Linked DNA regions of Homo sapiens: region 2 is linked to region 1. A link is an interaction called in ENCODE POLR2A ChIA-PET data of the cell type or tissue named here. Cell type or tissue: CD4-positive, alpha-beta T cell. All regions are shown on one strand.

Region 1 (2,500 bases):
GATATGTGACGTGTGTGTGTGGTGTATGTGTCTATATGTGATGTCTCTGTGTGTATATGGTGTACGTGCATGTGTATCTGTGTGTCTGTGTGAGGTGTGTGTCTGTGTGGTATGTCTTTGTGTGTATGAGGTGTGTATGGTATGTGTCTGTGGTGTGTGTGTATGTATGTCTGTGTGATGTGTGTGCATGTGTGTGTGGTGTATGTGGTACGTGTATGTGTGGTGTGTGTGCATGTGTAACTATGGTGTGTATGTGTGTATGGTGTATGTGTGTCTGTGTGTGTGGTGTATGTGTCTACGTGGTATGTGGCTGTGTGGTGTGTGTGCATGTGTAACTGGTGTGTGTGTATGGTGTGTGTGGTGTATGTGTCTTTGTGTGTGTGGTATGTGTGCATGTGTAACTGTATGGTGTGTGTATGGTGTGTGTGTGGTGTATGGTGTGTGTGTGTGTGCGTGGTGTGTGTACATTTGTAACTGTATGGTGTGTGTGTGGTGTATGTGTATTTGTGTGTGTGGTGTGTGTGTGTGGTGTGTGTGTCTGTGTGCAGGTGTATGTGTTTTTGTGTGTGGTATGTGTGCATGTGTAACTGTATGGTGCGTGTGTGTATAGTGTGTGTGTCTGTGTGTGTGGTGTATGTGTCTTTGTGTGGTGTGTGTGTATGTGTAACTGTATGGTGTGTGTATGTGTGTGGTGTGTATGTGTCTGTGTGTGTGGTGTATGTGTCCTTGTGTGTCGTGTGTGTGCATGTGTAACTGGTGTGTGTGTGTATGGTGTGTGTGTGGTGTATGTGTCTTTGTGTGTGTGCATAAATGTTGACATTACATGGGTGTGAGTCCATAGCTTGTTTTAGGTTCTCAAAGGGGTCCATAAACCCCCCTGAATCAGGTGATCTTTAAACTCCCTTTGGCTTCTGATGGAAAGATGCTCATTGTTACCGTGGACAAACATGGCTGAAGCCTCTGCCTTCTTCCAAAGTGCAGCCAGCCTAAACGGGGGTGGGGAGGGGACCACGGCCAGCTTTCCTTCTCGTCGCACTGGGGCAGAAGGAGCCGGGCGCGGTGGGTGGGAGATCTTGGCTGTCTCTGCCTCCCTGGAAGGAGGCGCAGGAGAGTTCCGCATCGAGACTGTCCTCAGCCCGGCATCTCTGTGCCTTGCCTTACATGTCATTAATTCATTCAGCTGTATTTTTTTTTTTTTTTTTTTAACACCAGGCTCACTGGAGCAGTCGCAGTTAATCCTACGTGGATCCTGCCTCCTCTCCCAATCCTGTGGGTGGGACATAAATACCCAGCCAGCCTCAGGGTGTGGGCCGAGGGCTTGAAGAAGTGGCCGCCAGAAGCTTCAGGAGAGCGGAGGAGGGATGGGGTCCTGGCCGAGGTGTGGGGAGGGCAGGGGCAGGCGCCGGAGTGTGCAGAGGCACCCCACTGCCTGCTCCGAGCCTCAGCTTCCTCATCTGTAAGATGGGTGCGTTGAGGAGGAGAGGAGGTGTGTGTGAGCATTTCTCGTGGTGCCTGGTACCGAGTAAGCACCCGTGGTCTGTGGTTGGTAGTGACATGCGTCATCGCACTTAGTTCGCCAGCCTGTGTCATACCTGTTTAGCTGGGATCTGCAAACTAAACCTGCCTTCTTGAACCGAAACCTGCCTTCTTCCTGGACTGCCACACCGACCTCCAAGAGTTGAGAGGATCCCAGAGTGGAACAGAAGTGGCCAGAAAGCCAAGTGTGGCTGGGGAAGGGGGTCACACCCTCCTATGGGAGGAAAGGCTTGGAAACCCAGATGGCTCTGCCTGGAAGGATGGGGCTGAGAAGAGACTGATGTGTAGCAGTGTCTGTGGTCAGTGGCTCTGAAGAAATCCGTCCCAGGCCTTTAGACATCAAGTGCTGCTGTGAGAGGCAGGCTACGAGGACCCAGCTAAGACTGGAGGCTCCTGCAGCTCAGCAGGAAGTCACAGGGGGCGTGGCCAGGCCAGGCAGCTGGGGCCCAGGAGGAGAGATCTGTCAGCCATCCCTGCCAACAACTCAGCAGTGGGCCGGACCCAGTCTGGCAGGGCCAGAACCATCTGGATGTGAGCTCGGGGCAGAGGAGACGCCAGGAGCACCAACGGTGTGACCAGGAGAAGCCACAGTTGTGGAAATGCTGGTTCCTTCTGTAAAAATGCCTACGGGGCAAACACATCAGAATGTCCACTTTGAAAAGGAAGAAGGGGCCAAGAGCCAGTAGGCCCTGCAGGTCCCTCAGGGCTCTCATGTGCCGGCAGCCGAAATGGGATCTGGCCATCCCAAGCAGGAAAGGAATGTACTAGAAGAACGGTGGCAGCCTGGAGAATGGCCTGGAGCTGGGGTCGGGGCATGCAGGTGGTAGTCCCATCACCACCAGTGCAGGAAGGTGCAGGGCAGGACCCAGCTCCTCCCAGGTGAATTCTCCCTGCCCCATCTCCATAGCACTTGCCCAAGATCCAGAGTCCTGGGCAAGAACCTCTGCCTGGCCAAGCCAGAGGA
Region 2 (2,500 bases), 150 kb before region 1:
GAGTGTTCTCTCATTCAGCAGTTAGGCATCGTGCCTGAAGCATGCCCTTATGGGGCACCTCCTGGGTACCAGGCATTGTGCTAAGGGTTGGGAGTGTGGAGACAACAGCATGGGAGAAGAGAGTTATGGACAATCGGTTCCAGTGCCCGCAAACGAGGGTGACTCAGGGTGGGCACTCGTGGGAAGCAGCAGGGTCCCTGGAGAGAAGGCTGCTGATCCAAGAATGGGTCCGCTCAGGCCAGGAGGAGAAAGCAGGGAGGAGCTTTCTGGGCAGAACACAGCATTGGGAAAGTCCGAGGGGCCTGGTGAGGCCTGGCACACGCTCCATAGGCCTCAGGTGTATTGAGTGGGCTGGGGGCTGGTGGAATTGTGGAGGGCGGACGCAGTGAGCTGCCTGCATGCTGGCCTTGGGACTTTGGACTTCAACATGGAAGCCGAATTACAGGAAGGCCCCATGAACGTCTTGTTCTTTCCTACTCCGCTTTGAGAGGACCTAATTCTTTGCCCCGATTTGGATCAACCTTAGGCCCAAGAACCTGGCAATGGCTGAGCTGATCAGGAGTGTGGGGCCCAGTTCGTTGCCAACAGGGAAATGTCCTCTGTCCCTCAACCTTTGACGTTGGTGGGGAAACCCAAAGGGGCTGGCAGCCCTTGGGGTCATTCTGGACTAGAAGCATCTAGACCCAAGATAATGCAAAGAATTGTCACGTATAGGAAAACTGGGATCAGCCCAGGCCAGTAATCAAAACAGCATGTTGGAAGTTCTACCTTGGGCTCTGCCACTTGCCTGCTGTGTGACCTTGGTCAAGTAACTTCACCTCTCTGAGCTTTTGTTTTTCATCAGTACAATGGGGCAGATAGCGGTACCAACTCCATGGGCTTCTGTGAAGGATTCAGTGAGATAATGCACATCTGGTGTTAGCCTTGTGTCTGACACAGAGAAAGTATACAGGAAAAACAGAGGGCTCTTATTACTGCCGTTACCACTGTCATTGCTACTGTTACCAAGATTACAGAGGAGGGGACCTGACTACACCCAAGGTCTGAGGGGCCAGAGAGGGCTTCCCAGGGCAGGTGACGTCAGGCTTTGGAGTCAGACCTTCTTAAGTTCAGGCTTTGCCTGAACTGTGGATTCACAGTTCTTCAGAGAACTCACTATGTGTGACATTGGGCAAGTTAGTTATTGAAATTAAGTTGAGCATGTTATTTACATTCTGATTACGTTAGTTAAACTCTACCTGGAAAATGGGATAATAACACCCGACAGCCAGGCTGCCGTGGGAGTATCAGAGCCACCAGGCCAGTTCTGTTTGAACATTTCCCTGAATGTCTTGGAGGATGGGATGGGGAGGGATGAGGAGGGCCTTCTTTGGGGTCCTCCTGTCTGCTGCACCCTTGACCTTGTCTGGTGTCTGACAGCAGCAGCAGGTAAAGAGCAGGCCTCAGTGATCTCCTGCATTTCCTCTGGCCCTCACTGGGAGCTCTTGCCTTGCCTGACAGTTCACCAAGTACTGTGTACTATCTTGTGCAGAAATCATGAGCAGGAGGAAGAACAAACCACTTCCTCTACAACCTTCAGATTTATCAGACACAACTTTTGACAGTTTCAGTTTAAAGAGAATTTCAAAAGAAGATGTTGAAAGCAATAGGGAAATAAAGCGGCCCCTGGCCTCAGCTCTCTGCTGCTTCCACATTTGAGACAAAGGCGCCGCAGGGATGCTGGGAGAGAGCCCCAGCGGTTCAAGAGGTGCCCCATCCAGGCGCCCCGTCCAGGCAGCTTGGGTCCAGAGCCTTCTTTGCACGTGCAGCCTGCTGGCTGTGGTGGCTGGGGTTCTGGGCATCTGCAGGGTGCTTTTCATGTCCTGGGAGTAGTGGCGTTTGCACAGAGGCCGGGTCACAGAGACAGATGTTTCAGAAGTTTGACCTCAAAACAGCTTTCTTTTCCCTTGGGTTGTCTGGAGAAAGTGCTAAAAATAAGGCTGGATCTGAGCAGGCGCTGCTGACAGGCCACCTGGAGGTTCGAGTCCACCACGAAGGTGGAGTCTTGGGGTTATACTGGCTGGAGCCATAGGAAATTGAGATTTAAAAAAGCTATTAAAAAGATTATAAATGAGATCTTGCTGTGTTTCCCAGGCTGGTCTTGAGCTCTTGAGCTCAAGGGATCCTCCCACCTTGGTCTCCCATACTGCTGGGATTACGAGCATGAGCCACTGTGCCCAGCCAAAATTGGGATTTTGTAAGTAGAAAATGATTAAATATTGGTTCCATATAGTTTGTAAGTAAACACAATTCTTGACTTCCTCATGTGATCTCTTCGCTGTAGCCCTGAAACTCCTGAGATCAGTACAAAAAGAAATCCTTTCTTGGGAAAGAAAAGGGAGTGTTATGATTGGTGTACATACACATAGGCACACACATATGCATACACACATGCACACAGGCACAAACGTGCATACACACATGCACACAGGCACACATGTGCGCACAAACATGTGCATAC

The links. Peaks named below come from ENCODE experiments on the same cell type or tissue, not always from the same donor. Only the 100,000 strongest peaks of a DNase experiment are listed, where the experiment ranks them.
Region 2: POLR2A ChIA-PET joins it to region 1 with 10 read pairs; 6 of 35 experiments call an interaction of 5 or more read pairs at or near these places.

The regions. Positions count from the first base shown.
Region 1 is chr16:81,614,969-81,617,468 of GRCh38, forward strand. The region is part of intron 2 of CMIP (c-Maf inducing protein); the gene reads left to right. Among named protein-coding and RNA genes, the nearest start is that of MIR6504, 4.9 kb to the left of the region's middle. RefSeq lists enhancers at 922-1,765, 1,663-1,812, 1,766-2,500, 2,033-2,102. In CD4-positive, alpha-beta T cell, no CTCF peak of the experiment used is centred here; DNase peaks (open chromatin) are centred at 1,543 and 1,943; H3K4me3 peaks cover 698 bases; H3K27ac peaks cover 1,045 bases.
Region 2 is chr16:81,468,536-81,471,035 of GRCh38, forward strand. All of the region lies in intron 1 of CMIP (c-Maf inducing protein), which reads left to right. Among named protein-coding and RNA genes, the nearest start is that of CMIP, 25 kb to the left of the region's middle. RefSeq lists an enhancer at 1,296-1,796. In CD4-positive, alpha-beta T cell, no CTCF peak of the experiment used is centred here; a DNase peak (open chromatin) is centred at 1,556; H3K4me3 peaks cover 881 bases; H3K27ac peaks cover 2,403 bases.